Regions from separate parts of the Homo sapiens genome. Here region 2 is linked to region 1. A link is an interaction called in ENCODE POLR2A ChIA-PET data of the cell type or tissue named here. Cell type or tissue: endothelial cell of umbilical vein. All regions are shown on one strand. Each heading gives the region's core, and the rest is flanking DNA. Links, peaks and the distances in the headings are about the cores only.

Region 1 (8,000 bases), core at 1-8,000:
GGGCCCTCCCCTCAGGCTCCATTTTTAATAAGTTTTTAGTATTTTTGTTAATGTGAGGCATTGAGCTGTTGGGTTTTGTATATTATTTATATAGAGACCCCAGAGCTGTTGCACCCAATACACAGAGCTTCTTTGCAAAGGGAGTGTGCGAGTTCTGCATGTCTGGGAAGGGTGGTCTCTTGGGAGAATGCAGGGGGTTGGACCAACAAGTCAGAGTCTTCATTCTATTCTGATCATCTCCCCTGTTTACCTTACACTCTAAAATTTCTTTTTTTCTTTTTTTTTGAGACGGAGTCTTGCTCTGTCGCCCAGGCTGGAGTGCAGTGGCGCGATCTCGGCTCACTGCAACCTCTGCCTCCCGGGTTCCAGCGATTCTCCTCCCTCAGCCTCCCGAGCAGCTGGGATTACAGTTATGTGCCATCACGCCCGGCTAATTTTTGTGTTTTTTTTGGTAGAGACAGGGTTCCACCATGTTGGCCAGGCTTGTCTCGAACTCCTGACCTCATGATCTACCTGCCTCAGCCTCCCAAAGTGCTGGGACTACAAGCGTGAGCCACCGCGCCCGGCCTAAATTTCTTAATTCTAATTGGATTGCTACCCTCTCTTCCTCTTCTTCAACATGGCAACACATTAAGGTATAGGCCCTTAGTCTCTTTTTATTTATTTTTGAGATGGAGTTTTGCTCTTGTCGCCCAGGCTAGAGTTCAGTGGCACAGTCTCAGCTCACTGCAACCTCCACCTCCTGGGTTCAAGTGATTATCCTGCCTCAGAGCCTCTCGAGTAGCTGGGATTACAGGCATATGCCACCAGGCCTGGCTAATTTTTGTATTTTTAGTAGAGACGGGGTTTCACCATGTTGGCCAGGCTGGTCTCGAACTCCTGACCGCAGGTGATCTGCCCGCCTTGGCCTCCCAAAGTGCTGGGATTACAGGCATGAGCCACCACACCCGTCCCCTTAGTCTTTTAAGAAGGGGCAATGAACATTCTCAACTAAATGTTGGAGCTTCTTTACAGCTTTCCTCCATGGGGGATATACCGCTGGGATTGAGGAGGGGCCATTAGGCCAGGGGAAACATCAATAGAACCTGATTCTTCTTCCACAACACCCCAGATGTTGGGCCTCAAACAAGCTGGGGAGGGTGGAGATGACAGACACTGCCTACCCTTCTTGTCATCTTGTGTGGTCCCCATCATGCACCAAGTGGCATACCTTTCATAGGACAGAGAACTTCCCTGAGAGTCACATTCCTGGATGAAAAATTGCCCTCCATTGGCATGTGCCATCATAGAATAGGTCGTGGAAGGACCGTTTGGTTCTAGGAGGAAGAGAGACCAGTAAAAATAAGCACCCTTTCTCTCTCTGCCCTACTGCCAGAACTGCCTGTTCTCACGTGACCCACCTTGGCAGTTACCCAGGATGACTTGCTCGCTCCCATTTTACAGTAGAGAAAACTCAAAACTGTTGCCCCAGAGTCACATTTGGAGCTGCGGCAGGGCCATTCTCGCCCTCTTGCTTTCCAGTTTGAGTTCTAGATCCAAGGCTGTCCAGGAGAGCCAACTGGTTTACTACAATGGAGTCTTGGAGTCTTCTGCCCTGCCTAGCTAGGGCTGGAAGAGGATCAGCCTCAGCCTTGTGAGTGGGTGGTACAGGATGATTTGACAACTTAAGGATAACATGCAAGCCATAGTTGCACCCTATTACTGGGAAGTGTCTAGTGTGCTGGCAAAACCAGGAGCACCAATCAGTACCCAAGTTATAAAAAATAAAATAGCCCTCTTTGAGGCCCACGAAGCCCTTGCTTATATGGGACTTACCAAGTTTAAGAGTTGCGTGCACAAGGAATGGAACTCCCCAACAGTGTAAAGGCAAACATGACTGAAGCTTTCTTCTCACTTATTCTATCCTGACATAAACATTCTGAGGAGCCACAGGAGTACAGGCTTGGCTGGGATGAGGGACATTCAGAGGGGCTTGGGGGTTGCTAAACAAATGGCAGGTGCGCCACATACAAAAACACAAGACACAAAGACACTGAACCTGGAGGGGAGAGACTGAAATGGTCAGACAACTGGCATGCTGACAGTCTGACATGCCCCAGCAGAAGCAGCAGAAGGGAACAGCATTGACCTTTGGGAGAGTGACAGGATGAGAGCAGAGTGGCCCCACTGGTTGCTGCTTGGGTAGTGCTGGCGCTGAGAAATAAGGGATGCTGATTGAGGTGGAGGTGTGTTTTTGTGTAGTATGACTGAGGGTTCCTGCAGGCAGTGCCTCAGTTTCTCCCTTTGGGACAAAGTCTCAAGCTTTGCGGGTAAAGTTTGGGCTAGCTGCCCTGGAAGATCACCTGTCTGATAGCTTGCAATCTGAGGTGTGTGTGCGCGCCCGCGTGAGAGAGAGGGAGCGGAACGTGCCTGAGCATGGGGGGAATTGGGCCATGCCCCAGGACTTGAGCCATCTCTGGCACAAAAGGAGTTAATGGCAGGGACCGCGCCCCCCCGTGTCCGGGAACGCGCAGCGCGCCCCCTCGGTGCGCGGGCACAGCAGCCAGGCTGCCGGAGAGCTGATCTCGGGGATTCGGGTGCGGAGCCCTTGGCCTGGAGGCGATATGGGTGGTCCGTGGCCCGGTTCAGTCGCTTGCAGCAGCCCGGGGAACAGGTGAGGCCGCCTGCCCCGGTCTCTCATCCTCTAGCTGCCCATACCTTGCCCCCATCCTAACCCCTCCCAATCCCAGGCTCCTCCACTCCCCAGCCAGTGGCCCCCATCCCTCTCAACCCCATGTTCTCCATCGGTACCCCTGACCCCCGATCCTCCCCCGCTTCTGTTCTCCCTTCTACCTCCTCCCTAAATCCCGCATCCCTAACATCCTCCCGCCCATGGTCCCTCTATTTCCACAGCCCATCCCGCATGCTCATCAAAATACCCCTATTGAGGGCCCCCAGCCCCATCCCGGGATTGCACATTGCCAGTCCCCCCTCCCCTGCAGTGCAGCCCCATCCCCCTTCCATCATAGCATCTCATAGCCAGGCTCCCTCCCCCACTATCTGCAGCCCCCCCACCCAATGGAGGCCTTTATCCTATCCTCCCCCATTCCAGTGCAACTCCATCCCCCAATCCATTCCAAGCCCTCGTAGCCCCCAATACTGCAGTTCTCAATATTGGTCCATTCCTGCACAATGCCCCGCGCCCAGCACCGCTGCAGCCCCAAAAGTACCCCGAGATGCCATTCTCATCCCCGGCATTGCTGCCTCCCCTTGTCTTCTCCCAAATTGCAAGTTGGACCAGGATGGAGATCTTGGCCTTGGGGATTCACAGTGGGTCCTAGGGTACAGAGGGCGTTTGGGGGTCGGTCCGATTGTCTAGGTGTTCACGGGGGAGGGGCTGCAGGGAATTGACTCAAAGGAGAATTTGGCATTTGGCGCCGAAGGGTTACTGGAGAGGAGGGCATCCCGAAAGGGTTAATGGAATTTGTGGGTTGGGGGCAGCACCGAGGGGGTTAATGTGGGGGGGTTGCTGGTGGGGAAGCTGTGTGAATGAGCGGTCTGTGCCCTGGAGTTGCCATGGAGACGGTGAATGGGGGGATTGTGTGAACTCAGCTGCGGACTATGCCCCCCCCAATACACACACCCACCCACTCCCTCCTGCCCCACCTCCCTACTCCTACCCCTTCCTTCCCCTTCCCCTCCTCCCCACACCCGGGTGCATTCTGGGCAGTGTCTGGGATCTTACCCCCCATACTTTGCTCCCCATTTCCTCATTTCCTCTGAGCCCCCACCCCTTTAGCCACTTTACCCGCCCTCCCTCCTCTTCCTTTTTCTTCTCTCTCTCTCTCTCTCTCTCTCTCTCTCACACACACACACACACAGACACACACACACACACACACACACACACACACACACACACACACACACATTCTCATTCCCCTCTCGTGGTGGCTGATTGCCGGGCGTTCCCAATCTCCCTCCCCCACCCCTTCAGCCAGTTCTTAAAGGAGCAGGCCTGCAATCTGGGAAGGCGGGAGAAATGGAGGAAAACTAAATGTGCATGTGGCGTGGGTGTGCGTGTGTGTGCGTGTGTGTGCGGGAGCATGCGGGAGTATCTGTGTGTGCCTGTGTCTATGTGTTGACTGTGTAACTGTGTCAGAAGGCCTATGTGTCTGAGTGTGTTGCTATTTCTGTTTCTGTCTCCACCTATGTGTCACCATTATGCTGCATGTGTCTGGATATTTACCTATGCGGGTATGTGTGATTATATTTCAGTAAGTCTCTATGTGTGTCTCTGAATGTATCATTCTGTGAGGCTCTGGCTGTGTGAGGTGCTCTGTCTCAGAATGTGGGACTATATGAGGGGATCTCTGTGGGTTTGGAATATATGTCTCTGTGAGTGAATATCGCAGTGTCTGTGATCCTGGCTTGGTCTCTCTCATTCCCTCTTTGAGTCTTTGTGAGTTTATTTCTATGAGTCTCTGAATATGTGTTCCCCATGCTCCGTTGTTTATTTTATAATACACCGGAAGAGCATCCACAATGCCTAGGGTGCTAGGCAGAACTCTTTCTGCCTCACTTCTGGAATTCGGTGTGAATTAAGAGAGAGCCAACCGAAAGGACCAAGGCTTAAGGATTTGGGAGCAGTGAGGGCTGAGGAGAAATGTACAGGAGGGGCGCAGGAGGGTCCGAGGAGGACTCCCGTGAATGGCTGTCCCGCCCTCTGCCCTGCCTGAGGGTGAGGGAGTCTCTCTGTGGGACTCTGCCGATTTGCTGCTTTCTGTTCTTGTGTCTTAGTGTCCCGGAGTGAGGTTGACAATCCCACCCTGTCCTGAAGTGGAGGTCCCTGTGTGGGCTTACCAGGTCCCAAGGGCTACACAGCTCTGTTCAAGCAGCATGCCCAGGGACCTGAGCTCCATTTTTGTTTCTCCCCACCCCCTGGCTGTCACATGCTATTCTGGCTCCAGCCGACCCTGATGAACCCCTTTGGCTGTAGAATTGAAGTTGGGCACCGGGAACTTGCAGTGGCAACAACTGTCACTGTCAAACCCCTTGGATTTTCCAGCCATGGCCAGGCACATAGAATGGTTCTGATTGGCAGTGGATCATCTGTGGGATCACAGTCCCTGGGCCCCTGGGCATGTGAAACCTCTCCTACCTATAAGAGAATAGCCCAAGCCCAGCAGGGCCCCCAAAGACCAACTCTGTTGCCCTCCCAGACCATCTTGGATGACGCATACTTCCCTCTTTCCACAGGCCTGTCTGGCCCTGAGGGAGTCCCCTTTCTGAAGCTGTGGTGCTTGGACGACCTGCTCTCTACATTGCTGGGCACCTGTAGGTGTCCCTCGAGAGCTCAGTTTTGAGGTTCAAGTCAGTGTGGCCATGAAGGGGCTGCCTATTGGGCTGATGCTGTGACCCTGGAGTCTGCCTCTCCTGCCAGTCCCCCTGCCCGGAACATGTGGCTGCGGCTTGGCCCGCCCTCGCTGTCCCTGAGCCCCAAGCCCACGGTTGGCAGGAGCCTGTGCCTCACCCTGTGGTTCCTCAGTTTGGCGCTGAGGGCCAGTACCCAGGCCCCAGCACCCACAGTCAACACTCACTTTGGGAAGCTAAGGGGTGCCCGAGTACCACTGCCCAGTGAGATCCTGGGGCCTGTGGACCAATACCTGGGGGTGCCCTACGCAGCTCCCCCGATCGGCGAGAAACGTTTCCTGCCCCCTGAACCACCCCCATCCTGGTCGGGCATCCGGAACGCCACACACTTTCCCCCAGTGTGCCCCCAGAACATCCACACAGCTGTGCCCGAAGTCATGCTGCCGGTCTGGTTCACTGCCAACTTGGATATCGTCGCTACTTACATCCAGGAGCCCAACGAAGACTGTCTCTACCTGAACGTCTATGTGCCGACGGAGGATGGTGAGTGCTGCGGCCAGGCACTGTGCCCTCCCTGCCTCCCGCCTGCCCTGCTGTGTTTGTGGCTTGCATGTGGTTGTGTGCCCTGCAGCATGCATCTGTCTGTCTGTGAAAATGCTTCTAACCATCACTCTGCTTGGCCTCCCACCCCCCTCCCTGTTCTTCCCTCTCCCAGCATTGTCCGAGCTCCCATGTGTGAGTGACACTGTTGCCAGGAGGGGCCTGGCCCGGCCTGAGAGCTCTGACGGGTCTCGGTCCAGTGCTGGATGGGGGTCCCCTGGGGGAGTATGGGTCACGGCTGGCAGCTACCCGCGGGAGGATGCTGGCTCCACCAGGCCCCCCTGTTGCCATTCCACCTGCTTCGAAAGGTGGTAGGTGTGTGTGGCCAAGGGCACTGGGTGTGTGGGGGGTGGGGCAGCAAGCCTGGTGGGTGATGCTTAGGTGCCTCCTCTTTCACTAGCTGATGCCTCCTCCCGCGGGGGTCACACTAAGGTAAGTGACAGAAACAAGGAGATGGTGGGACAGGCTCTCTGCCATGTGCCGCCTGCAGAGCAGCTCAGCTCTTGGGGCCTGGGGGGTGGGGGGTGCATGCCCCTGGGCAGAGGCCTCCTGTTATTTTTTAGTTTTTTATTCATTTTACAGTAAAGCGGATTTCCAAGGAATGCGCCCGAAAGCCCAACAAGAAAATTTGTAGGAAAGGAGGTAGGTAGCGAGCCGGCGGGGAGGGAGAGAGAGAGAGAGGGAGGGCTGCCTGCCCACCTGCCCTTGCCCCCAGGACCCAGCCTTCCTCCAAGTAGCCCAGGCTCAGGGGGCAGTAAGCAGGCATAAGCGCCACCTCATCTGAGGGCCCTGGCTGCCTTGCAGGGAGGATTTGGTGGCCTAAGGCAGGCTCAGAGCAGAAGCAGCAACCCTATTTCTTCCAATCTTCCCAGCCCCAAATTCCACCCTAAAGTGTGTGCCAAAGGCAGAGCCAGTGGCTCTCTCGGTGACACCTCAGGAGAAACTCTAGGAAGCCAAGATGGAGCCAGAGGCTCCACCCTTTTCCTAGTGGGTGGAGCCAGAAGACCATCCCTTCTGTGTTCTTTCTCCTGGATTGAAAGTCTAGACTCAATTTTCCCACCCTGAAGCTTAGACCAAACGTGTACACAGGTTTAGTAACTCCTGCCATACACACCTCTGTCTCCCACCCCACTACCTCTGGCCAGAGTGTAGCTGATAGACCCAGGCTGCTCTGGTGGCAGAACTTGGGGGTCTCTGGGAACTATGGACTTTAAAGGAGGCAAAAGATCCTGAATTTTAAATTTACCCTCATGCTGAGAGGAGTTTCTCCCCCTGTATAATAATTCTTCCTGTTGGAATATCACTTCATGTTTTCTGTAAAGTGCCTTGGCATTTACCTTAGAGAATCCTCCCTGTATCTCTGGAAGCGTCTAAGGCAGGAATCAGTATCCCAATTTTACAGATGAGGAAACAGGCCCAGGGGAGTGACTTGCTGCTGCTCAAGGCCCCTGTCGCTGGTCTGTGGCAGAGCTGGGACCAAAACCTGGGTCTCTTGACCTTCAGGGCGTGTTCTTTCCACTGTAGCACACAGAAGCAACTCCCATCTGCTCATTCCCATCTCCCCAACTCAAAAAAAATGGTGAGATGTGGCTGGGCTGGGGAGAATTGGAACAGTAACAGCCTAAGGAACAGGTGGAAAAATCACAGCTTGATCCCTACAACCCTCTGGCAAGCTGGGAGTTTGTTTTCCTTTGATGTCCTAGGGCAGAGTTTCTCAGAATGGGGTTGCCAGGATTTCTGGGATGGGGTGCTCCTTACTGAATAAGAATTTCTGGGGGCAGAGCCTGGAAATCTATATGTTGAACATGAGCCCTGAGCGCTTCTAATGCACACCCGAGCATGGAATGAGACCCGCTGCTGTAGGGATAGTATTTCACCACAGCCCCATACCCCACCCAGGACCTCACACACCATAGGCAATTGATGTTTTTTGTGTAATTCAGAAGCATCATGGTGCTGCAGAAAGAGTACAGGTCTGGGAAGCACAAGGCCTGAGTCCCAGCTCTGCTGCCAACTCACAGTGAGACCTTAGGCAAGTCTTGTCCTTC
Region 2 (17,023 bases), core at 6,081-14,080, 57 kb after region 1:
TGACAGAGTGAGACTCCATCTCAAAAAATAAAATAAAGTAAAATAAAAAATAACAATTGGCTGCCAGTACAAGCTGACTTCAGCACATCAGTAGAGGTGCCTGAGGAACATCCAAGAGATGTTTGGAAGACCACTGGAAACACAGATCTAGAGCCAGCAAGTTTGGGGCTGCTCTGCCTTTGTCCTCATCCTTGCCCTGCCCCAGCTGTTCCTGCCCATGATGAGCTGATGAGTCCAGCTGATGAGCCTGCCCATGCACCTGTACTCTTAGGCTATGCTCCCCTCAGCCTTGCCTTAGAGTCCAGCAGGTCAGGATGAGGAATCTGTCCCCTGCATACCAACTGGATTGGTAATTTAACCTTTTTTGCAGTTAAATGCAAGAGTATCTTGCTAGACTCTCCCAGGACACAGTTTAGCTTAGTTCTCACCTGAATATTCTGGCAATATTTCCCAAACTTTAGTTATTCAAGTATCACATTCACGATTTTTGCTCTATTTGCATGACTACTTGTACTATTATTTACTTAACATTTTTCTTTAAATTGCCTTTAAATCAACTCCTTCCCTCTTTTTGTAATATTGCCTTTTCCGAAGCAACAATAATCTAACTCATCCTAAATAAAAAAAAAAATCCATGAGGAATATGTCACACTAGAGACCAACATTCTTTCTCTCAAGAAATTCAACAGTCATCTTGTGACAGATTTGTTTCTTTTTTTTTTCTTTCTTTTTTTTTGAGACAGAGTCTCACCCTGTCGCCCAGGCTGGAGTGCAGTGGCGCGATCTCAGCTCACTGCAAGCTCTGCCTCCCAGGTTCACACCATTCTCCTGCCTCAGCCTCCCTAGTAGCTGGGACCACAGGCGCCCACCACCACGCCTGGCTAATTTTTTGTATTTTTTAGTAGAGATGGGGTTTCACCATGTTAGCAAGGATGGTCTCAATCTCCTGACCTCATGATCCACCCACCTCGGCCTCCCAAAGTGCTGGGATTACAGGCGTGAGCCACCATGCCTGGAGTTTTTTTTCCTTTTTTGAGATGGAGTCTCGCTCTGTCGCCCAGGCTGGAGTGCAGTGGCGCGATCTTGGCTCACTTCAACCTCTGCCTCCCAGATTCAAGCAATGCTCCTGCTTCCGCCTCCCACTTAGCTGGGATTACAGGCATGTGCCACCATGCTGGCTAATTTTGTATTTTTAGTAGAAACAGGGTTTCATCGTGTTGGTCAGGCTGGTCTCGAACTCCTGTCCTCAAGTGATCCACCCGCCCTGGCCTCCCAAAGTGCTGGGATTACAGGCGCAAGCCACCGCGCCCAGCCTTATTTTCTTTTTTTTTTTCTTTTTTTGCTTTTCTTTTTTTGAGACAGAGTCTTGTTCTGTGGCCAAGCTGGAGTGCTGGAGTGCGGTGGCATGACCTCAGCTCACTGCAACCTCCACCTCCCAGGTCCAAGGGATTCTCCTGCCTCAGCCTCCGGAGTAGCTGGGACTACAGGCCCATGACACCACGCCCAGCTAATTTTTGTATTTTTAGTAGAGACGGGGTTTCACCATGTTGGCCAGGATGGTCTCCATCTCCTGACCTTGTGATCCTCCCGCCTTGGCGTCCCAAAGTGCTGAGATTACAGGCGTGAGCCACCACGCCTGGCCCATTTTCTTTTTTTTTTTTTTTTTTTTTTTGAGATAGGGTCTCGTCCTGTCACCCCTGCTGCAGTGTAGTGGCGCAATCTAGGCTCACAGCAGCCTTGACCTCCCAGACTCAGATGATCCTCCCACCTCAGCCTCCCTAGTAGCTGGGACTACAGGTGCATGCCACCATCCCTGGCTAATTTTTTATATTTTTAGTAGAGATGGGTTTTTGTCATGTTGCCCAGGCTGGTCTCAAATTCCTGGGCTCAAGCAATCCACTCACCTTGGCCTCCCACAGTGCTGGGATCATAGGCATGAGTCACGGTGCCCAGCCTGGAATCTCATATTAGATTTGTTTGTTTGTTTGTTTTTGTTTTTTTTTGTTTGTTTGTTTTTTGAGACAGAGTCTCACTCTGTCGCCAGGCTGGAGTGCAATGGAATGATCTCGGCTCACTGCAGCCTCCTCCTCCCAGGTTCAAGAAATTCTCCTGCCTCAGCCTCCTGAGTAGCTGGGACTACAGGCATGCGCCGCCACACCCGGCTAATTTTTGTATTTTTAGTAGAGACAGGGTTTCACCATGTTGGCCAGGATGGTCTTGATCTCCTGACCTCGTGATCTACCCACCTCAGCCTCCCAAAGTGCTGGGATTACAGGCGTGAGCCACCGCGCCTGGCCTCATATTAGATTTTTAAAAGCCTTCTGGAGGCTAGGAAGCCAAGCCAAGAACTTGTGACCAGATTTCACCTGTGGTATCTATAAATCTGGGTGAATTCCTCTCTTCTCAAAGTCCCATAAATATCTTAAGGTTTCTGCCAAGAAGTGACCTTGTGACTTACCTGGGCAAGTAATCCGCCTGCCTCAGCCTCCCAAAGTGCTGGGATTACAGGCATGAGCCACTGCACCCACCCAGGCAATAATACTGACTCTAATGAGACTAGGCTTGTTTTGTAAACAATAATAAGGCTGGGATCCCTGTAAGCCAGGTACCAGGCCAGTTTTCTCATGAGGGCTTTGTTAGCATTTGGTACCTAAAGTCAACCTTAGCTCCTTAAAACTGTTTGGTCATATCTCATTCTCTGTCTCAAAAAAAAAAAAGAAAAAAAGAAAAAAAAAGAACAGGATGTGGTCATCACCCCCAAGGTCTCATAGTGTAGTAAGAGACAGACATCGAGATCCAGGAGCACAAGAAGGGAACATAATTTCTATCAGAAGAAGGGGTTGGGAATCTGAGAAATCTTCACAGAGAAGATGACGTTGGGATTTGAAAGATGAGTAGAAGTTATCCCAGTGAAGAGTGGGGAGGGCACTCCAGGTAGAGGGACACATGAGGAAAGGCATTCAGATGTAAATGTCTGTGACATGGTTGGGGATGACTAACAGTTCAGTGCAGCTAAACTGCAGGCTGCTAGGGGCTAGACTGTGAAGGGACTCCTTTAGCCATGTTCAGGAGTTTGGACTTTATTCTGTAATCTAGATAATGGGAGCCTTCAGAGGTTTTTTTAAGCCGGATTGATCACATGTCCGGAATTGGAAGGGTAAAACTGCAAGTGGGGAGACCATTTGAGACACTTTCATAATTGTCTGAGCAGGAGGGGATGAGGGCCTGTTCTAAGCCAATGAAAAGATACTGGGGGAGAGTGAAGTAGAAGTAGAAATAGAGAAGTAAGGGAGGTGATCTGATTTGGGAAATAAATATAATGACTTGATTTTTAGATCGATTATAGTGAAGCTATTAAGCTCTCAGGCTGTGGAATCAGGAAGAATCTTGACTACGTGACACCCCAGTTATGTGACCTTAGACATTATTTAACATCTCTGGGCTGGGTGCTGTGGCTCATGCCTGTACTCCCAGCATTCTGGGAGGCCGAGGTGGGTGGATCATTTGAGCCCAGGAGTTCGAGACCAGCTATAGGCAACATGGTGAAACCCTGTCTCTACAAACAATAGAAAAATTAGCCATGCATGGTGGCAGGCACCTGTAGTCCCAGCTACTCAGAAGGCTAAGATGGGTGGATCACTTGAGTCCAGGAGATGGAGGTTGCAGTGAGCCAAGCTTACGCCACTGCATTCCAGCCTGGGCAACAGAGCAAGACTCTGTTTCAAAAAAAGAAAAAATCTCTGACCCTCAGCTTCCTCATCGACAAAGTGGGGATAATAAAATACCTACCTTGTAGGATTGTTATAGGATGTAAAGGAGATAACATATGTGATATGCTTAGTACAGGACCCAAAATTAAGTACTGAGTGTTAGCTATTATCATTAGTATTATTAATTTTACTGCAAGCTAAATTTAATAATTTAAATAATACTATTTAATTTAATACTATTTAAATTTAAATAATGCTATTATCATTAGTATTATTAATTTTACTGCAAGCTAAATTTCAGTGACTGGTGGAAATGTCCAATAGACAGTTGGAAATGTGAATTGAGGTGCGAAAGGAAGGTATGAACCAGAGATTTCTGATCTACCTTGTAGAGATAACAGTTGCTATGGGAGTGTGGCTAAGTCTCCCTGGAGGGCAGAGAACGAAATTTTTTTTTTTTTGAGACAGAGTTTTGCTCTTGTTGCCCAGGCTGGAGTGCAATGGTACGATCTCAGCTCACAGCAACCTCCACCTCCCCGGTTCAAGTGGTTCTCCTGCCTCAGCCTCCCAAGTAGCTGGAATTGCAGGCATGCGCCACCACGCCCGGCTAATTTTGTATTTTTAGTGGAGATGGGGTTTCTCCATGTTGGTCAGGCTGATCTTAAACTCCCGACCTCAGGTGCTCCGCTCGCCTCGGCCTCCCAAACTGCTAGGATTACAGGCGTGAGCCACGGCGCCCAGCCAGAGAACGGAATTTTACAGAATGTTCACATTTAGAGATGGTAGGAGAAAGGTCATAGAAAAGTAGTGGCTTGAGAGGGAGGGGTCCTTACCTTGGAGAGGATCTTTAAATTGCTAATCAGTGGCTTCATTTAAGTCCTCAGTCTCTGACACTTCTGCAGCATTGGATGCAAGTGACCTCTTAAAGCCTCCTTTCAGAATCTCTCTTCAGTTTCCATGGTGTTCTGTACACTTCGATCTTCTGTGATTATGCATAGATGTCACAGCTGAGAGCCTTATAGAGCTTACTTACTCCAGCCCCCTCATTTTACAAATGAGGAGACTAAAGAGCCAGAAAATGGAAGTAGCTTGTTCAAGGCTCACAGGCAGTTGTTCCTTCCTTGTCTTCCCCCCACCAGCTTTTCTCACTTCCCATGGTTCTTCGCTCTTTGCTCTCATATACTCATTTCCTCTTTCGATAAACTCATCTGTCTGCATAGCTTCTAGTGTTGCTTTCAGGCTTTTGGTTGCCAAATCCGAAATCTCTCCCACCCTTGCCTGCTTCAGAGCTGCTATCCCACCCTTTGTACAGTCAGCTAGGTGTTCCACTAACACCTCACACCCAGCATGTCTGCACATCATCTTTCCCCATACTACTAGCTTCCCTCTTTGACTCCACTATCCTATTCATGGCACCTCCATTTTCCTAGTTAGTTAATCCTTTACCAAGTCTGGTCAGTTAGTCCTACATAAAGCCCCATGCAGTACAGTCGTTAAGCATATTCCAGCTGTAGGAAACCTTAAAGGTACTTATTTCTCCAGCTTCGCCTTTTTCTTTTTCTTTTCTTTTTCTTTCTTTTTTTTTTTTTTTTTCTGAGACGGAATTTTACTCTCGTTGTCCAGGCTGGAGTGCAATGGCGCGATCTCGACTCACTGCAACCTCTGCCTCCCGGGTTCAAGCAATTCTTCTGCCTCAGCCTCCTGAGTAGCTGGGACTACAGGCGCGTGCCACCAGGCCCGGCTAATTTTTGTGTTTTTAGTAGAGATGGGGGTGTGCCATGTTGGCCAGGCTGGTCTTAAACTCCTGACCTCAGGTGATCCGCATACCTCGGCCTCTCAAAGTGCTGGGATTAAAGGCGTGAGCCACCACGCCCAGCCAGCTTCGCCTTTTTCAAAAGAAAAAATTGAGTCTGTGGGAGGCAAGGCAATACAGCCTGTGAATGGAAGTCAAGACTAGAACCCAGGGGCCAGGCGCAGTGGCTTACGCCTGTAATCCCAACACTTTGGGAGGCCGAGGCGGGCAGATCATCTGACGTCAGGAGTTCGAGACCAGCCTGGCCAACATGGCAAAACCCCGTCTCTACTAAAAATACAAAAATTAGCCGGGCGTGGTGGTGGGGGCCTGTAGTCCCAGCTACTTAGGAGGCAGAGGCAGGAGAATTGCTTGAACCCGGAATGTGGAGGTTGCAGTGAGCGGAGGTCACGCCACTGCACTCCAGCCTGGGCGATAGAGTGAGACTCTGTCTCAAAAAAAAAAAAAAAAAGACTAGAACTCAGGGATATTGGAAACCCCATCCAATGTACTTTGTACCACACAACATTGCCTCTTGCAATCTTATTATATTCGTCACTTCCTTTTCATCACTATTGCCACCTCCCTAGATTAAACCTTCATAATCTCATGCCTAGATTGTTGACACAGCCTCCTACCTACCTTTGCAGCCTCTAGCCTACTTAGTCCCCAGTGCACCCCGTCACGTTAATCACCCTAAAGCACTGTTTCTACCTTGTCATTCTCACTGAAAAGCTTTTAGTGGTTCCTCACTGCCTACCAAATAAAAAATAAAATTCAAATTTCCAAGCCAGGCACTAAAACTCCTCCAAAATCTGGTGCCAGCCCACCTTTCCATGCCTCATTACCCACACTACCCTTTTATACCCTATGGCCCAGCCATATCCAATATCCTGTGTTCCTTGAACAGCTTATGCACTTTCATGCCCTGTTGCCTTTTTACACAATGTCCTCTCAACTTCAAGCATTCTTCCTTTGATTTTTTCCTGATCCAATGTCTACTACTCCCTTCCAAGGCCCAACTCAAACGTCCTAGTCCATGAAATCATTTCAGATTCCCCTAGTCAGAATTAATCTCTGTGAAAACATGTGTGACAAGACTTGCTGTCATAGGTGTTCAGTAAACATGACTTCCCATCCCCCTTCCCCTTTTTACCTGTGTTCCCACAACATATTGCTAATACCTCTGTTTAACACTGATTTCACTTACCTTGTAGTAGAGCTACTTATTTAAACAACCAATGAGACTCATCTCATTCATTTTGCATCCTCCACAGCCCCTAACAGAGTTCCTGGTACACAGTAGGTACCAGGAACTTAACAAATATTTATTGAAATGAAACCTGTGGTGCCAAGTTTCGTTAGTAATTCAGCAGTACCCACTCCTGTTTCCAAACATGAAGTGATATGTTGAGAGAAGAGAATCTGGGAAACCTTGTTGGAAAATCGCCAACAATTTGCTTCAGAGCAGCCTCAGTAACTTTCAACCTGACAGTTCGCTTGAGGATGATGAGGTATGAGGTAGGAAGGGTGACAACTCAGATAAGTTTCTTGTCCACGCATTCTTTTTTTTTTTTTTTTTTTTTGAGACGGAGTTTCTCTCTTGTTGCCCAGGCTAGAGTGCAATGGTGCAATCTCAGCTCACCACAACCTCCACCTCTGGTTCAAGCGATTCTCCTGCCTCAGCCTCCCGAGTAGCTAAAATTACAGGCATGTGCCACCATGCCCAGATAATTTTGTATTTTTAGTAGAGATGGGGTTTCTCCATGTTGGTCAGGCTGGTCTCAAACTCTCAACCTCAGGTGATCCACCCTCCTTGGCCTCCCAAAGTGCTGGGATTACAAGTGTGAGCCACCAAGCCTGGCCTGTCCATGCTTTATTTATTTATTTATTTATTTATTTATTTATTTATTTTATTTTTATTATTATTTTATTTTTTTGAGACAGAGTCTCACTCTGTTGTCCAGGCTGGAGTTCAGTGGCATGATCTTGGCTCACTGCAACCTCCATTTCCCATGCTCAGGCAATTCTCCTGCCTCAGCCTCCCAAGTAGCTGGGATTACAGGCATGTGCCACCAGGCCTGTCTAATTTTTGTGTTTTTAGTAGAGATAGGGTTTCACCTTGTTAGCCAAGCTGGTCTCGAACTCCTGACCTCAGGTAATCTGCCCGCCTCGGCCTCCCAAAGTGCTGGGATTACAGGCGTGAGCCACCAAGCATGGCCTGTCCATGCATTCTTTAAAATCAGCTGAGGTCCAGCCAAGCACGGTGGCTCACGCCTATAATATCAGCACTTTGGGAGGCCAAAGCGGGCGGAACATGATGTCAGGAGATCGAGACCATCCTGGCCAACATAATGAAACCCCATCTGTACTAAAAATACAAAAATTAGCTGGGCGTGGTGGTGTGCACCTGTAGTCCCAGCTACTAGGGAGGCTGAGGCAGAAGAATCGCTTGAACCTGGGAAGCGGAGGTTGCAGTGAGCTGAGATTGTGCCACTGCACTCCAGCCTGGCGACAGAGTAAGACTCCATCTCAAAATAAATAGGTAAATAAAATAAAATAAAATCAGCCTTAGGTCAATGTAGGCCCATCATCCCAAGCCAGTGGGTTACAAGTAGCTGGAGAGAGCAGTGACTGGTGCTAAAGAGGTGAGGAAGTGGAAGCAGAAGCTCTTTGGAGCCATTTGGAAAAAGAGGCTACCACGATCCAGAAGTTAATCTTTCCCTGAAAAGGAATTCTTGACCTTGGAAGAGTGGGTAACCATGATGGATGATGCAGGCCAAATAGGTTGGCATGTGTGACACACCTTTATGGTCTCTCCAGGCCATACTGGACACAGCTTTTATAATAGCTAAGGCTGCTGTGCAGATCATTCCAATTCTGGAAGTGCTGCCTGAAATGTGGCCAAGATAAAAAGATGACTGGATTCTCATGCTGACAGCTGAAGGACAGCTTGAAGGCCTCAAGTCATTTATTTGTTGATCACTTTCATTCATTTATTCATTCATTCATTCAATCATCATCAAACATATTCTAAACACCTACTATGTGCCAGGCACATAGGTGCTAATACAGAGATGAATGGTTCCCTGTCCTAAAAAGTATTTTGTCTAGGCCAGGTGCGGGAGCTCATTCCTGTAATCCCAGCACTTTGGGAGGCTGAGGTGGATGGATCACTTGAGGTCAGGAGTTTGAGACCAGCCTGGCCAACATGTTGAAACCCTGTCTCTACTAAAAATACAAAAATTAGCCAGGTTTGCTGGCACATGCCTGTAATCCCAGCTACTGGGGACGCTGAGGCAGGAGAACTGCTTGAGCCCGGGAGGTGGAGGTTGCAGTGAGCCAAGATTGCGCCACTGCACTCCAGCCTGAGTGACAGAGCCAGACCCTGTCAAAAGAAAGAAAGAAAGAAAAAAAGAAGGGAAGGGAAGGGAGGGGAGGGGAGGGGAGGGGAGAGAAGGGAGAAAAGCCGGGTGCGGTTGCTCATGCCTGTAATCCAGCACTTTGGGAGGCCGAGGCGGGTGGATCATGAGGTCAGGAGATCGAGACCATCCTGGCTGACACGGTGAAACCCCGTCTCTACTAAAAACACAAAAAATTAGCTGGATTTGGTGGTGGGCGCCTGTAGTCCCAGCTACTCGGGAGGCTGAGGCAGGAGAATGGTGTGAACCTGGGAGGCGGAGCTTGCAGTGAGCTGAGATCGCGCCACTGCACTCCAGCCTGGGCGACAGAGCGAGACTCCGTCTCAAAAAAAAAAAAAAAAAAGAAAAAAGAAAAGAAAAGAGAAAAGAAAGAAAGAAAGAAAGAAAAGAAAAGTAAACAGAGAAAGGAACTCTGAGTAACAACATTTAAGGGGCACAATAAGAAGAAAGCATGGAGCAGTCACAGATACAAGAGAGAGACCAGTAGAGAAAATTATAACAAAAATCAAAGGAGAGCTGGAGGCAGCACTCCTGTAGTCCCTGTAGTCTCAGCTACTTGTGAGGCTGAGGCAGGAGGATCGCTTGAGCCCAGGAATTCAAGACTGCAGTGAGCTATGCTGGTGCCTGTGAAAAGCCACTACACTCCAGCCTGGACAAAACCTCATCTCAAAAAAAAAAAAAAAAAAAAAAAAAAGGTGAAAGGATTGGGAGGCCGAGGCGGGTGGATCACCTGAGGTCAGGAGTTCGAGACCAGCCTGGCCAACATGGTGAAACCCCTTCTCTACTAAAAATACAAAGAAAAAAAAAATAGCCAGGTGTGGTGGTAGACGCCTGTAATCCCAGCTACTTGGGAGGCTGAGGCAGGAGAATCACTTGAACGTTGGAGGTGGAGGTTACAGTGAGCCAAGATCACGCCATTGCACTCCACTCCAGCCTGGGCAACAAGAGCAAAACTCCGTCTCAAAAAAAAAAAAAAATCAAAGGAGACTATGCAGCCACTAAAAACCATGTTTTAGAGGCATACTGAATGACATTACAAAATGGTCATCAAAAAAGTGAAAAAAGCAGGATGCAAAACAATATATCTCAGTCGGGCACGGTGGCTCGTGCCTATATTCCCAGCACTTTGGGAGGCTGAGGCAGGTGGATCACCTGAGATCAGGAGTTTGAGACCAGCCTGGCCAACATAGTGAAATCCCGTCTCTACTAAAAATACAAAAATTAGCCGGGTATGTTGGTGTGCGCCTGTAATCCCAGCTACTCGGGGGGCTGAGGTAGGAGAATCGCTTGAGCCCGGGAGGCGGAGGTTGCAGTGAGCGGAGATGGCGCCACTGCACTCCAGCCTGGGCGACAAAGCAAGACTCTGTCTCAAAATAATAATAATAATAATAATAATAATAATAATGTCTCATATGATGACAATTTTATTTAAAAAGCATATGTATATATTTCTTATTGAAAAATGAATTTAAGGGGCTGGGCACAGTGGCTCACTCCTGTAATCCCCAGCACTTTGGGAGGTCAGGGTAGAAGGATTACTTGAGCCCAGGAATTTGAGACAAGCCTGGGCAACAAGGTGAGGCTCTATCTCTACAAAAAATTTAAAAATTACCTGGGTATGGTGGTGCATGCCTGTGGTCTCAGGTACTCAGGAGGCTGAGATAGGAGGATCACTTAAGCCAAGGAGGTTGAGGCTGTAGTGAGCTGTGATCATGCCACTGCACTCCAGGGGACAGAGCGAGACTCTGTCTCAAAAAAAAAAAGAAAAAAAAGAAAAATGACTTTAAGGTTTCACATCTGTTAGCAATGATTTTTGTTTTTTGGGGATTTTTTTTTGAGATGAAGTCTTGGTCTGTCTCCCAGGCTGGAGTGCAGTGGCGCGATCTCAGCTCACTACAACCTCTGCCTCCCGGGTTCGAGCGATTGTTTTTCTTTCTTTCTTTCTTTCTTTCTTTTTTTTTTTGAGACGGAATCTTGCTCTGTTGCCCAGGCTGGAGTGCAGTGGCGCGATCTTGACTCACTGAAAGTTCCGCCTCCCAGGTTCACGCCATTCTTCTGCCTCAACCTCCCGAGTAGCTGGGACTACAGGCACCCGCTACCACGCCCAGCTAATTTGTGTGTGTGTGTGTGTGTGTGTGTGTGTGTGTGTGTGTGTGTGTGTGTGTGTGTTTAGTAGAGATGGGATTTCACCGTGTTAGCCAGGATGGTCTCGATCTCCTGACCTCATGATCTGCCCGCCTTGGCCTCCCAAAGTGCTGGGATTACAGACGTGAACCAGTGCGCCCGGCTGCTCAAGTGATTCTTGTGGCTCAGCCTCCAGAGTAGCTGGGATTACATGCATGCACCACCATGCCCAGCTAATTTCTGTATTTTTAGTGGAGACAGGGTTTCATCATGTTGGCCAGGCTGGTCTCAAACTCCTGGCCTCAAGTGATCCGCCCGCCTCAGCTTCCCAAAGTGCAGGGATTACAGGCTTGAGCCACCGTGCCTGGTGACTATTTTTATTTTCACCCTTATGATTTTCTTTTTTCTTTTTCTTTTTTTTTCTTTTTTTTTAAGACAGAGTCTCACTCTGTTGCCCAGGCTGGGGTGCAGTGGCAGAATCTTGGCTCACTGCAACCTCCACCTCCTGGGTTCAAGCGATTCTCCTGCCTCAGCCTCCAGTGTAGCTAGAATTACAGGTGCGTGCCACCACGCCCAGCTAATTTTTGTATTTTTAGTAGAGACCGGGGTTTCACCATGCTGGCCAGGCTGGTCTCAAACCCCTGACCTCAGGTGATCTGCCTGCCTCAGCCTCCCAAAGTGCTGGGATTACAAGCATGAGCCACCATGCCCGGCTGATTTTCCTTTTTTAATTTTCAATTTCTTATTTTATTATAAACCATTATTTCTTCTTTATTTTCTTTATGTTTTAATTTTCATTTTTAAGTGCAGGGGTACATGTGCAGGTTGTTACATAAGTAAACTTGTGTTATGGGGGTTTGCTGTACACATTAAACCTAGTACCCAATCGTTATTGCTCCTGATCCTTTCCCTCCTCCCACTCTCTGCCCTCTAATAGGCCGCAGTATGTGTTTTTCCCCTCTCTGTGTCCATGTGATTTTCTTTGTACTTCTCAGTTTTTCTGTAAAGAACAGGCATTACAGCCAGGCACAGTGGCTCACGCCTGTAATCCTAGCACTTTGGGAGACCGAGGCAGGTGGATTGCTTGAGCTCAGGAGTTCAAGACCAGCCTGGGCAACACAGTGAAACCCTGTCTCTACCAAAACACAAAAAATTAGTCGGGCGTGGTGGCGTGTGCCTGTAGTCCCAGCTACTTGGGAGGCTGAGGCAGGAGAATTGCTAGAACCCAGGAGGCTGAGGTTGCAGTGAGCTGAGATCACACCACTGCACTCTAGCCTGGATGACAGGGCGAGACTCTGTCTCTGAAAAAAAGAAAAAAAAAAGGAGAAAAATAAAAGGATGAATTGTTTGATGAAGGTGGGAGCGGTCAACTGTATCAAACACCTCAGAGAGGTGCAGTGATGCTAGTCCTGAAGGGTGTCCATTGGATTTAGCAACAAGGTGACCTTGGCAAAAACTATTTAAATGAAATGGGGAGTGGTGGAGGAAGCCAGGTTGGAGGGGAATTGAAGAGTAAATAGGAAATGAAGAAGTGTAGACAGCAAATACAGAGGTGTCGTTGAGGCCAGGTGCAGTGGCTTATGCCTGTAATCCCAGAATTTTGGAAGGCCAAGATGGGAAGATCATCTGAGGTCAGGAGTTCAAGACAAGCCTGGTCAACACGGCAAAACCCCATCTCTACTAAAAAATAAAAATAAAAATAAAAAATTAGCCAGGCGGGCCAGGCACAGTGGCTCACACCTGTAATCCTAGCACTTTGGGAGGCCGAGGCGGACGGATCACGAGGTCAGGAGATCGAGACCATCCTGGCTAACACAGTGAAACCCCGTCTCTACTAAAATACAAAAAAAAAAAAAAATAAAAAATAGCCAAGCGTGGTGGCGGGAGCCTGTAGTCCCAGCTACTTGGGAGGCTGAGGCAGGAGGATGGCGTGAACCTGGGAGGCAGAGCTTGCAGTGAGCTGAGATCATGCCACTGCACTCCAGCCTGGGCAACAGAGCGAGACTCCGTCTCAAAAAAAAAAAATTAGCCAGGCGTGGTGGCGTGGGCCTGTAGGCCCAGCTACTTGGGAGGCTGAGGCAGGAGAATCACTTGAACCCGAGAGGCAGAGGTTGCGATGAATCAAGATTGCGCCACTGCACTCCAGCCACAACCAAGCGAGACTCCATCTAAAAAAAAAAAAAAGTGTCTCTCAAAATATGTGGTTAAGAAGGAAAAGAGAGAGGGCAGAAACCCAGTTTAAGATATCTTCCAGTTTGGGGGCCAGGCACTGTGGCTCCCGCCTGTAATCCCAGCACTTTGGGAGGCCGAGGCAGGTGGATCACTTGAGGTCGGGAGTTCAAGACCAGCTTGGCCAACATGGCGAAACCCCGTCTCTACTAAAAATACAAACAAATTAGCCAGGCATGATGGTGCACACCTGTAATCCCAGCTACTCAGGAGGCTGAGGCACGAGAATCGCTTGAGCCTGGGAGGCAAAGGCTGCAGTGAGCCAAGATCGCGCTACTGCACTCCAGCCTCGGCAACAGAGTGAGACTCCGTCTCAAAAAAACAAAAAAGATATCTTCCAGTTTGGGAATCCCACACTATGTATGGTAGTTTTGAACATGCTGAAGGTTAGGTTATGAAGGTCATCTGACATCCAGATTTTCAATGTAAGGGGTATATACAGCACAATGCGGAATTGGAAGTGGTAGCCAGCTCAGGGTATCAACATCAGAAATTCCTCTTCAGGCTCAGAGATAAACTTATTATAATTATTATTATTATTATTATTACAGGCACCTGCCACCATGCCTGGCTAATTTTTGTATTTTTAGTAGAGACGAGGTTTCACCATGTTGGCCTGGCTGGTCTCGAAATCCTGACCTCAGATTATCCATCCACCCACCTCGGCCTCCCAAAGTGCTGGGATTACAGGCGTAAACCACCGTGCCCTGCCAATAAACTTATCATTATTAAAACTGAGCAAAACGGCTGGTTGTGGTGGTCACCCCTGTAATCCCAGCACTTTGGGAAGCCGAGGTGGGTGGATCACGAGGTCAGGAGTTCAAGCCAGCCTGGCCAATATGGTGAAACCCCGTGTCTACTAAAAATACAAAAATTACCTGGGTGTGGTGACACGTGCCTGTAATCCTAGCTACTCGGGAGGCTGAGGCAGGAGAATCGCTTGAACCCGGGAGGTGGAGGTTGCAGTGAGTCGATATCATGCCACTGCACTGCAACAGAGCAAGACTCCGTCACACACACACACACACACACACACACACACACACACACACACGCACACACACAAAAGCCTCCTCCCCGCCCCCAATCCCGCCTCCAAGGCTTGTGATGAGTATGAACTAGTTATGGAAGTTCGTATGACTCATATAACAACAATAAGGCAATAAGGGCTTTTTTTTTTTTTTTTTTGAGACGGAGTCTCTGTCTGTCGCCCAGACTGGAGTGCAATGGTGCAATCTCGGCTCACTGCAACCTCTGCCTCTCAGGTTCAAGTGATTGTCCTGCCTCAGCCTCCCAAGTAGCTGGGACTACAGGTGCCTGCCACCATGCCTGGCTAATTTTTATATTTTTAGTAGAGACAGGGTTCACCATATTGGCCAGGCTCGTCTCAAACTCCTGACCTTGTGATCCGCCCACCTCGGCCTCCCAAAGTGCTGGGATTACAGGTGTGAGCCACCGTGCCCAGCCAATAAGGGCTCCTTTATCAATATGTGTAGCTCATTTACATAGACAATATTGTTTCTCTAGGAATAAGCCAAACCCCAGTGCGTTCTATGGCTCGACCCAGCCCCAACACTGTGAAGTGGAATGTCAGCAGTGAGAAAAAGCTGTTTACGTTCATTGGAAAGCACTAGCTCAGATTCAGAAATCAGTAACTGCTTGACATTCTACAAAGTGCCCTCATGCTGGCAGATGCAATGCCACTGAACACCCATTTCCTAGGAGACAGTGAAGTAGCTCAATTATCCTTGTCTTTTGTAGGAAGAAAACAACCAAAATGGAGGCGTCTTCAGAGAGCCTTCAGAGGCATCTTCAAAGCCCTTACTTTATATCTGAAGCAGGGGATCCCAAAATTGTGGAATCCTTATTCTGGATGTGTCTGCTTCTGGAATAAGCAGAGGGAGGAGGATCCTACGGGGATCCAGCTAGAAGAGCTTTTCACCCGAGGCGGTCCAGGGTGGCAAAGCCATAGAGGAAAACCGTAGTTGTCTATCAAAGGGAAAGGCAAAGATGAAAATAAAAGGGAGACTGGGCATGGTGGCTCATGCCTGTCATCCCCGCACTTTGGGAAGCCGAGGTGAGATGATTGCTTGAGTCCAGGGATTTGAGACCAGCCTGGGCAACATGGCAAGACCCCCTCTCTACAAAAATAAAAATAAAAAATTAGCTGGACATAGTGGCATGCACTTGTGGTCCCAGCTACTCAGAAGGCTAAGGTGGGAGGATCGCTTGAGCCTAGGAGGTCAAGGCTGCAGTGAGCTGTATTCAGGCCACTGCACTCCAGCCGGGGTGACAGAGTGAGATGCCCTCTCCAAAAAAAAAAAAAAAGAAGAAGATGCCCTCTCCAAAAAAAAAAAAAAAAAAAAAGAAAGAAAGAAAGAAAAAAGAAAAAGAAAAAAAGAAAGAAAAGGAAAGAAAGAAAAGAAAAAAAAGAAAAAGTGGCTCCTGCCTGTAATCCCCAACATTTTGGGAGGCCAAGGTAGGTGGATGGCTTTGGCTCAGAAGTTTGAGACCAGCCTGGCCAACATGGTGAAACCCCATCTCTACTGAAAATACAAAAATCATCTGAGTGTGGTGGCACCCACCTGTAGCCCCAGCTACTCAGGAGGCTGAGATGGGAGTGCCGCTGAGATTGGAGTGCCACTGCACTCCAGCCTGGATGACAGAGCAAGACCCTGTCTCAAAAAGACAAAGAAAAAAAGAAATAGGAAGATAAAATATTTGGCCGGAACACTTGGGAGCAAGATTGTTCTGTTCAGGTGCAAGGCACAAATTAAGACCAGGCACACTGGCTCATGCCTGTAATCCCAGCAATTTGGGAAGCAGAGGTGGGAGGCTCACTTGAGCCAAGGAGTTTGAAACCAGCCTGGCCAGTTTGGGCGACATAGCGAGACCTCATCTTCAAACAAACAAACAAACAAACAAACAAACAAAAAACAGATTGAGGAGAATAGGTTAGTTAGAAGATGAATGTAAGGTCCTGAGTCAGGCACCAGAGGGGAGAAAAAAGATGGATGTAAAGAATGAAGGGCGGGGCGCGGTGGCTCACACCTGTAATCCCAACACTTTGGGAAGTTGAGGTGGGCAGATCACCTGAGCTCAGGAGTTCAAGAGCAGCCTGGCCAACATGGTGAAACCTCGTCTCTACAAAAATTAGCTGGGTGTGATGGTGGATGCCTGTAATCCCAGCTACTGTGGAGGCTGAGGCAGGAGAATCACTTGAACCTGGGAGGCGGAGGTTGCAGTGAGCCGTGATCATGCCATTGCACTCCAGCCTGGGTGACAGAGGGAGACTCCATCTCAAAACAAAAAAAAAGAATGAAAATGGGCCGGGCTCAGTGGCTCACGCCTGTAATCTCACCACTTTGGGAGGCCAAGGCAGGAGGATCACTTGAGCCCAAGGAGTCAAGGCTGCAGTGAGCCATGATTGCTGCACCACTGTACTCCAGCCTGGGTGACAAAATGAGACCCTGTCTCAAAAACAAAAACAAAAAAGAACGAAGATGTATTAGAGCTCCAGTTGTTTTTTTGGTTTTTTTGGCGGGGGGGGGGTTTTGGTTTTTGGTTTTTTTTGAGACGGAGTCTTGCTCTGTTGCCAGGCTGGAGTGCAGTGGTGTGATGTCGGCTCACTGCAACCTCTGCCTCCCGGGTTCAAGCGATTCTCCTGCCTCAGCCTCCTGAGTAGCTGGGACTACAGGCACCCGCCACCACGCCCAGCTAATTTTTGTATCTTTAGTAGAGACAGG

Evidence for each region. Peaks named below come from ENCODE experiments on the same cell type or tissue, not always from the same donor. Only the 100,000 strongest peaks of a DNase experiment are listed, where the experiment ranks them.
Region 2: POLR2A ChIA-PET joins it to region 1 with 7 read pairs; 2 of 35 experiments call an interaction of 5 or more read pairs at or near these places.

The regions. Positions count from the first base shown.
Region 1 is chrX:71,142,312-71,150,311 of GRCh38, forward strand. It overlaps MED12 (mediator complex subunit 12), which reads left to right. Exons shown (of 45, transcript NM_005120.3): 45 at 1-139. NLGN3 (neuroligin 3) reads left to right here and starts at 2,530. Exons shown (of 8, transcript NM_181303.2): 1 at 2,530-2,653; 2 at 5,239-5,895; 3 at 6,535-6,594. The coding sequence starts at 5,439. LOC124905197 (a long non-coding RNA gene) reads right to left here. Exons shown (of 4, transcript XR_007068262.1): 3 at 7,972-8,000; 4 at 235-1,316. RefSeq lists a silencer at 3,346-3,601 and enhancers at 5,176-5,722, 5,723-6,269. In endothelial cell of umbilical vein, for the core only: no CTCF peak of the experiment used is centred there; no DNase peak of the experiment used is centred there; H3K4me3 peaks cover 564 bases.
Region 2 is chrX:71,193,366-71,210,388 of GRCh38, forward strand. LOC107985688 (a long non-coding RNA gene) reads right to left here and starts at 4,828. Exons shown (of 2, transcript XR_001755878.2): 1 at 4,544-4,828. RefSeq lists enhancers at 2,695-2,824, 4,971-5,150. In endothelial cell of umbilical vein, for the core only: no CTCF peak of the experiment used is centred there; no DNase peak of the experiment used is centred there.